2 separate regions of the Homo sapiens genome follow, and region 2 is linked to region 1. Evidence: chromatin contacts called from ENCODE Hi-C or POLR2A ChIA-PET data. All regions are on one chromosome and are shown on one strand. Each heading gives the region's core, a stretch centred on a gene start or an enhancer-like site at or near the end of the contact. The rest is flanking DNA. Distances are from core to core; before and after follow the strand shown.

The links. A loop is a pair of places that touch in the nucleus more often than their neighbours do. ChIA-PET counts read pairs that join two places held with the same protein, here RNA polymerase II (POLR2A). Pooled maps may share reads with other maps.
Region 2: a map with no recorded cell type shows a loop between it and region 1 (4-fold over the local background). The contact joins the enhancer-like site here to the promoter of NEU3 in region 1. A Hi-C loop is called at or near these places in 1 of 168 maps with a recorded cell type or tissue (gastrocnemius medialis), 6 of 37 single-sample maps with no recorded cell type and 5 of 50 pooled maps. POLR2A ChIA-PET finds 5 or more read pairs at or near these places in 11 of 52 experiments (AG04450, H1, HepG2 and 7 more).

Annotation. Positions count from the first base shown.
Region 1 is chr11:74,986,111-74,990,415 of GRCh38, reverse strand. NEU3 (neuraminidase 3) reads right to left here and starts at 1,483. Exons shown (of 3, transcript NM_006656.6): 1 at 1,262-1,483. The coding sequence starts at 1,355. RefSeq lists enhancers at 1,214-1,403, 1,684-1,733.
Region 2 is chr11:75,021,082-75,025,499 of GRCh38, reverse strand. No RefSeq gene overlaps it. Among named protein-coding and RNA genes, the nearest start is that of NEU3, 34 kb to the right of the region's middle. Within about 2 kb of position 1,664, at least 6 of the 41 ENCODE cell types and tissues checked have a DNase peak (open chromatin) inside an H3K27ac peak, as active enhancers do.

The DNA.
Region 1 (4,305 bases), core at 234-2,733:
CACTGCACTCCAGCTTGGGTGACACAGCAAGACTCCATCTCAAAAAAAAAAGGAAATGGAGAGGAAATAGGGAAATAATCACCAAAGGAGAAGCACAACTTGTCACATGGGCTGGATTCAAGTCTCAGCTCCATTTCTTGCTGCATGACGTTTTGATGGTTACTCAACCTCTAGGTCTTGGATTCCTTGCTTGTAAACTATGGATAATAATACCTACCTAAGCAGATCAATATGAAGAACCACTCAAAAGTGTTTTATAAATTTTAAACTGCTGTTTTAATAGGTGTCTTTAATTATAAATTTTGATGTCCTCACAATTTCATTTATGCTTTATTATCACTATAACAATTAGAGCCATTAATTTTTGTAATTATGCTGATCGTGTTGATGACAGAAGTAATATAGATGGTGATTCTGGCATTGCCACCCAAAACGTTTCACACAAATCAGGTGCTGGAAACGGGATAGAAAATAATCAGATATGGGCCTGCTCTGGGGTTCATTTAAGCAGAGAATTCAAATGATTACTTGCTGCTCGATATAATCACTTTCCCATCAAGTCCTTCCCGCTTTCTTACTGGGAGAGAGTATAGCCTAGCATGGACTCTGAAGTCTGACTTATCTTTGACACTTACTAGCAAGTCACTTTACTTCTGAGCTTCAGTTTCCTCACTTATAAAATGGAGATAATACCGCCTACTTCTCAGACTATAATAATGTAATTCCACAGCCTCCAACTAACCCAATGAGCCTCCAGTGAATCCCAGGAGGCCTTCCTATCTCATTTATTCACTCCTAACAAGTAATATTTAAGGAGCACCTACCACGTGCCAGACCTTTGAAGATCTGTAGTCTAAACCCTCTCATGGTATAGATGGGAAAACTCGGGCCCGGGATGGGGACAAAGCTTACTGAACGCCACTCCACAGTAAAATCTGGACCAAGACCCAGGTCTCCTAAGTTGAAACTGAAGCTCAGGGCTCTTTCTGCCGCCCAGAGACCTTTGGTAAGCAGGGCTTTTCCAGTCTCAGTTCCCTTTCATCTCTGGAGTGATAATTCTGAGGTTTAAGTTCGGCTTCTGTGAGAACGAATAAAAATAGGACTAGCCAAGAATTCTCTGGCCAGGTCAGATCCTAGCCGACTAGGTGGCTCTGTCTCAATAATCCAAGGCTGGATTTCCCAAACGCAGATGGTCTTGCTCAACCTGTCCCCACAGTTGAGTCCTCCTCGGGGAGCTCTCCTGTCTCCCAACCCCGCTCACCTGCACTGGACCCCGGCTCCTCCGTCTCTGTCGGGGCAGAGCTGGACGCCGGGGATTCTTCCATGGGGCGCGGGGGCAGGTCCGCAGGTCTCATTCGCCGAAGCCCGGAAGAGGCACCGGCCCCAAGGCTGGGGAGACTGAGACAGAGGAGGATAGAGAGGGAGAAACAACTGAGACGGAGGACACGGAGACAAGCCCCGAGAAGCGAAGAGCGTGTCGACTGCCGGAAACAGGTAACGGCAACGAAAAGAGGCGGGCGCAGGCTGTAGTCAGTGGCGGTTGGGGCCAACCGTTGGCCTACTCCGCGAGCCCTCCCCGTCCCGCCCCCTCGGCGCTGCCCCTCCCTCCAGCCCGCAGCTCGGTCCCCACCACGGCGTGGGACCGGCACCACCTCCACCCTCGCCAACTCAGCTCAAGCCCTGGGCCCACCTCAGTTCCCAACGGCCGCCTCCTCTCTTCAGTGCCACAGCCCCGAGCTCTTATATTGGTCTGTAGCTCGGTATCACCGCCTAAAGCTTCCCTGGACAGCCTGAGAGTTGAGCAAAGGTTCCCGGCCTCAGAGGGTACCCTACAAAAAGGACCAGAGGTCCAGAGCATTGGCTACTCTCCTTGCAAAATATGAAAATGAAAATATATTCATATATATAATTTATGTGTGTGTATATACACACATTTACATACATAGATTTGTCACATAGCACTGAGTCCATTCTTCTGTTTCACAGTACCGGAATTTAAGCCCCCCTCTCCCCAGCCAAAGAGGAAAGGACTGATCTAAGGTCATTTTTTATCTGGGACTAAGTACAACGTAAAGGTAATAGGCTGGGCCTGGTGGCTTATGCCTACAATCTCAGCGCTTTGGAAGGCCTACGTGGGAGGATGCCTTGAGCCCAGGAGTTGGAGGCTGTGGTGAGCTGTGATTGCACCACTGCACTCCAGCCTGGGTGACAGAGCGAGACCCTGTCTCTAAAATATAACAATTTTAAAAAGAAGAAATTTTACAAACGCCAATAAAAGGAAAGACAGACTGCTAACTTAGAGGACATAAAAATGTAAAGCTTCTGTAAATTTGAATTCGTGATATTTTTCTCATTAAAAAAAATCCTGTGCTGAGGCAGGGAACATACAAGATGAGCCTGGAACATCGTGGTGCCACAAGGAAAGAACTCACAAAATGATGAGGGTTCTTTGAAAGAACATAGGTGCCAACCTCAATACAACCTGCTGTATTTTTCTAAAAAAAAAAAAAAAAAAAAGAAAAAAAAAAAGGCCTAGAACCAGAGACCAACTCATCGTAATAAGCCCAAATAATGGGTCTTTTTTATTTTTATTTTTATTTTTTGAGATGGAGTGTGTCTCTGCCGCCCAGGCTGGAGTGCAGTGGCGTCATCTTGGCTCACTGCAAGCTCCGCCTCCCGGGTTCACGCCATTCTCCTGCCTCAGCCTCCCGAGTAGCTGGGACTACAGGCGCCCACCACCACGCCCGGCTAATTTTTTGTATTTTTTATAGAGACGGGGTTTCACCATGTTAGCCAGGATGATCTCGATCTCCTGACCTCGTGATCCGCCCGCCTCGGCCTACCAAAGTGCTGGGATTACAGGCGTGAGCCACCGCGCCTGGCAATAATGGGTCTTAAAATACTATTTTGTCCCCAAAGGAACCAGGGTTCCATGAAAAAAATGGCTGATTTTAGGTGCAGGGAAGAAAATTTATAAGATTAGCCTAGAACATCTTAACAGAAAGCAAGAAAGCCATAAAAGACTATTTCAGGTCATGTCAAAAGAAGGTAAGAATCAATTTGAAGGTGATTCCACTGGCCAAATATGGAAAAATTAGAACATCAAAAAGAACAAGGACTGCAAAGAAAGTTCATATCGACATATGGAGAAAAATGTCACTTTGGTCACCTCAGAGTTTGCTAAGGAAAGCAGCTTTTTATTCTGCCTTTCCTGTACAAACCCTATTTCTGGGTAACTAAATAGTTGATGGGGAAAAGTTCTCCTTCATAAAATAATTAACTGACCAATGCCAAATGAATGATAGAATTTCATCATTTTGTCCTTTAATGACAAAATGAATTTAATGAATCTAGACAGCAATTATCAATAGCTACTAAAAGCTACACCCTTATTGCTCACCTTTTCTTCCCTTCCTACTTTCCCACCTCATTATGGCACTCCCTGCATCTCTCACATATACTATTGCCCTCAGGTCCTGGTCTCAGAACTTGCCTCTGGGAGAACTCAAATAAAGACCCTATACCAGGAGATAAGAACAACAAAACAGTAATGAGTTAAGGATCTAACTTAAGAATGTAGAAAAGGAAGAACAGAATAAATCCCAAAAAGGTAGAAAAGGAAATGATGAAAATAAGAACAGAATAAATGAAACAAGAAGCAAAGTACAATAGAGGGGACTGACAAAAGCAAATATTAGTCTTGACATATCTAATAAACCGGACAAACCCTCTGGCAAGACTCATTTTTAAAAGTTATAAATGATATTAATGAAAAGGAGACTATATGCAGGGATACAACAGAGATGAGAAATAAATATTAAACAAACTTTATTCCTTAAGTTTGAAAATCTAGATAAAGTTAATACAGTTTTAGAAAAAGTTACCAAACTAAGATATGGAAAATGTGAAGTCTTACAACTATTTAAAAATCTAAATCAGTATTTTAAAATCTATTCACAAAGATAACACAACTATCCCAATTATTCCAATCTTGTATTTCCTTCATTAATAGAAGGAATGTAAATTGGTACAGTCGCTTTAGAGGAAAATTTAGCAATACCTAGAAAAGTAAAAATGTATATCCTCTCCCACCAAGGAATCCCACTACCTGTATTAGATGTGTCCATACAAGAATGCTCATAGCAGCAAATGTTTAATAGTGAAAAATTATAAAAGACCTAAATGTCCATTAATAGGGTAAATAAACTGTCATGTTTAACAGTATACAGCAGTGAAATAGAATAAATTGTAGCTACAGGTATCAATCTAAATTATCTTCACAAACAAAATATTGAACAAAAAAGC
Region 2 (4,418 bases), core at 415-2,914, 35 kb before region 1:
AATAATCTTGGAGCCTCATGACTTCCTAGTAAAGTCAATGCCATCATCTCCATCGTACAGCTGGGAAAACTGAGGTTCGAAGAGGCTAAGTCACCTTCCTAAGGCCACATAGCAAGTAAGAGACAAAGCTGAGGCTTCCCCTCTGGTCTCAGACTCCAAGTGCAGGCCCTTCCTGCTGCTGTAGCTGCCCATCTTTTCTGGAAAATCAACTTCACTCAGAGAAGAGCTCTCATCCTGCCTTGCTGTGGAATGGCTGTGGCCTTGGCCCAGTCCAGTTGCCTCCCTCCCTGGGTCTTAGCTGAGTGGGGAGGAGGGTCCACTAGATGTCTGAGGTCTGCCTGCCTGCTCTTCTAGTGGGTTCCAGTCTCTCCACAGCTGGGCACCATCCAGGCTACTCCCCATCCTACCTCCTCTCTCTAATAATTAATCTCCAGCCAACAGTCCCAGCTGCAGTGCTTTCATCATCCAATTACCGGAGTTGCTGGCACAATAAATCTTGGTCATACAAATGCAGGCAAATCTGCAGCTATTTTCATGGCCATTACTGTGCATAGGACATTGGGACTCAGGTCATTTGCCTTTCTGACATGGAGTCCTGCCCCCCACTCCCTATCTTCACCATCTTCTTTCATTTTTCAGTGGCAGCTGCCTCCCTCCCCCATCATCTCCCAAGCACCTGCTCCTCCCTTCCCCTCTCCCATCTTTATAAAGGCTGTAGGCCAAAGATCAGAAGACTGTGTGACCTCAGCCAAGTCAATTCTCTGACCTTCAATTTCTTCACCTATAAGACAGAAAAAGCATGATTGACCTTATAGGGTTTTGTGAAAACTAAATAACCCAAGTGCAGTATACATCTCACTGGTGGTAGGTATGACCTACTTCAGTGGTCTTTGCTATTTTTTAATAGGTATGTATATAATTTAATGTATATTAGGAAAGATAAATCAAACCAGTGATTTCATGAATATTATTCCTTAGGAGACCATGAATTAGGTATTTTCATAAAATATGCTAAAGAAAATTATTAAGAATCCATGGATTTAGCAAAAATCATGGAGGAGGCACATGCATGAGAGAAACTTGAGAAACGTTGACATAATGACTGCGTGCTGCTTGCCTTTATCACTATTTGCTCTGTTCTCCACTTTCCCTCAGTTTCTGCAGAGGGATGTGTGGTGCCCTACAGAAGAAGGGGACTCATTGTGTTCTGAGAGGCTAACTTGCTCTAGTTCAGGGCCCTTCATTCATGTGAGAACCACCTCCCTCCCCTTGGGGCCTGTCCCATGCAGGCCCTGTGCTGGGTGCTCGGAACACAGAGCTCAAACGACAGCCCTGCGTTCAGGAAACTCCCAGGAACTCTCCTCTGAATCTGGCAAGGGAGCTGTCACTACCTTTACCTGACAGGACGTATAGCAGGACTTTCCTTGAGTTCTGGATTTGTGGAATTGCAGTGAAGGCCCAAAGCTGAGGACAAGAGGCTCTAAGACCACACTCTGTAAAGAGAGACATGAAGGAGCGTACACGTGCACACACACACAAAGAGAGGACATAGGAGGGAAGGGGGGAGAAGTTGGGGTGGCCTTGTGAACACTGCGGTGTTTGTGCTGAGAGTCACTGCCATGATGGGGAATGGAGAATGTGCCCAAGCCCTGCATAGAAGCTGGGCGTGCCTGCCAGAAAGGGAGCCTCACCCTGGCATCTGGGCAGAAAGTTTGCTGTGCCGAGAACTCACAGGCCCACCCTGGGACTGCCACTGAGCAGCACAGAGGTAAAGGGGTATCCAGTGGCGGGAAGCCTGCTGAGAGGGTCTGGTCCATCCAGCAGAGCCTGAAGGGAACATGGTGAGTACTGCAGGAAGAATGCACAGGACTCTCTCCCAGTGTTTCCTGGCTGTAGGCAGGCATGGAAGATCATAGGAGTTTCCATGGCTCCATACAAAGAAGCACACAGATTAAAATAGGGGAAGGATCCACAGGGCTGTTCAGATGGCCTCAGACCAGGTAAGTCTGACCCCACCTAAACAAGAGGTTGGGCCCTGGGCCTCTGATGGGAGTCCAAGGAAAACTCGGCTGCCCATCTCTGAGTGAGGCTTGGCAACAGCAGGCACAGAGGAGAAACTGAACATCGTGCCAGGAAAGTCATGCCCACCAACTCCCAGCTAACAATAGGTCAGCAGAATTCACCAGCCTTGGAACCAGAAGCAGATCTCATGCTCACACGCACACACACATAGAACTTCCTCCTCTGTAAAGCCACCATCCCTCTTGGACATCAATTTCCCCTTGGGACAAAAGAGTTATAAAACTGCCTCAGGGCAGTTTTGAAAATCCAGGCAGAGACTGCTGTTCTGCCACCAACCATAGGCATTACTGCTTAAAATTCCAGGGTGCTTGTGGCCTGCAGGGAGTTGGGGGAGATTGCCACCTGGTGGTCAATGTTGGCAATGCCATGGAGCTTGCAGCAGAGTCGGGGACTGGGAGTCCTCAGGCTCAGAGCCAGGCCTGACTATCTGTATGACCTTGAGCAAGTCACTTCCACTCTTGGAGACTGTTTTCTCAACTAAAATGGGGAATAATGTTGCCAGCCTTGCAGAACCATAGTGAAGATTAAACCTACTGCACTACTGTGCCTGTCTTGAGCAGGGCCTCAATAAAGTTTTGATCCACCTGGGTCTTGTTCCCGCAGGATATGAGCAAGGGTCAGCTCCAGGAGACAGAGGGGGAGGTGAGCCACGCTCATAGAGATCCCCAGCTCCCCAGGTTTCTTTCACTGCCTGCCACCCAGGACCGTCTTTCTGTGTGTGTGGAACTGTTCTTAACCTAAACCTGGACAGCTCTTTGGATTCCAGATGTTCAGAACCGTGAAATGCTGACTCTAGAGTCTGGATCAGGAGAGCTCATTCCAGGCCTAGTTCTGTCACTAACTTGCTGTATAGCTTTAGTCAAGTCACCTGGTTAATATCTAAGCTTTGGTTTCCTCTTTTGTACAAAGCAGGTAATGATTCCTGCTCTGCCTTTCGGCTCTGCATTGTGCTATAACTCACTTCCTTACCCTCAACTCTTGAAGGAAAGTCTGTTACGTGCACATGCTTGCACCTGGTGCTTTGGGGAAAGAGGCAGCAAGGGCAGCATCAGAGCCTGGAGCAAAACAACTCAGTCACAGTCACAAGAATGCAATAGCAGCAGGAATTAAGAGTGAGAGGTGATCAGAATATAAGCTCCCAGGAACTCTCAGGCTCTTGGGAAAGACTCTATGCTTCGCCCAGAATATAGGATGATGACCTGCAAAATCTTTTTTTTTTTTTTTCTTGAGATGGAATCTCACTGTGTTGCCCAGGCTGGAGTGCAGTGGCGTGATCTCAGCTGCCTGCAGCCTCTGCCCTCCGAGTTCAAGCAATTCTCCTGCCTCAGCCTCCCAAGTAGCTGGGATTATAGGCACCCGCCACCACGCCTGGCTAATTTTTTGTATTTTTAGTAGAGAGGGGTTTCACCATCTTAGCCAGGCTGGTCTTGAACTCCTGACGTCATGATCCACCCGCCTCAGCTTCCCAAAGTGCTGGGATTACAGGCGTGAGCCACCGCACCCGGCCGATGACTTGCAACATCTTAAGAAACTGAGGGAAAGTGTGATTCCAGAAGGGTGGAGGAGCAGACAATCTGAGGACTTCCATATTACCCAGATCTCTGACTCACTAGAGGGACTGTTCTGGGATTTGTGGGACTGTTCGCTGGGAGCCTCACTCCCACATGGGAAGGACTGACTACGGTATTATTATCCATACCTATCCACCTGAAGTTGTTTCCAAGCCTTGGACAGAGCTGTGCAGGGCCCATGGTCTCCTCTGACTACTCCTTACAGATACCTCAGATTTTAGACTTTTGTCTTGCTAGCCCCAGGCAGTCTTACAGATAACATGTCCTAATCAAATTCAGACCCAATCTCATTTGGTAAAAGAGACCAAAATGATGAGTTCTCAACTCTGTACCCAATTCAGGTGACCCTCTCAGGCTTGGGGACAAACCTACTTGCCACTCGCCACTTACCCACAACTGCCCACCCTATCATTTTCACTTACATACACACTAATTCAACAAGCTCTGTGGGGCCCATACTCTCTGCCAGACCCTAGGCTGGGCACTGGGAACACAGAAAGGATCAGATGTGGTCCTTGTCCTTGAGGAGCTCACAGTCTAGAAAAGGAGCCATATATAGCAACAGAACATTCCACACAGAATGGGCAGTGCAACGTTAGAAGGGGCACAGTGGAAGGCCAGAAGTGGGGCCTACCTGATCTGGGGTTAGGGCAGGCTCCCCCGTGAATGGCACATTTAAGCTAGATCCTGAGAGGAAAAGGAGGAATTCTATCAAAGAAGGAGAAAGAGCATTTCAGACAAAGCAAGGTGTACACAGAGGCATAA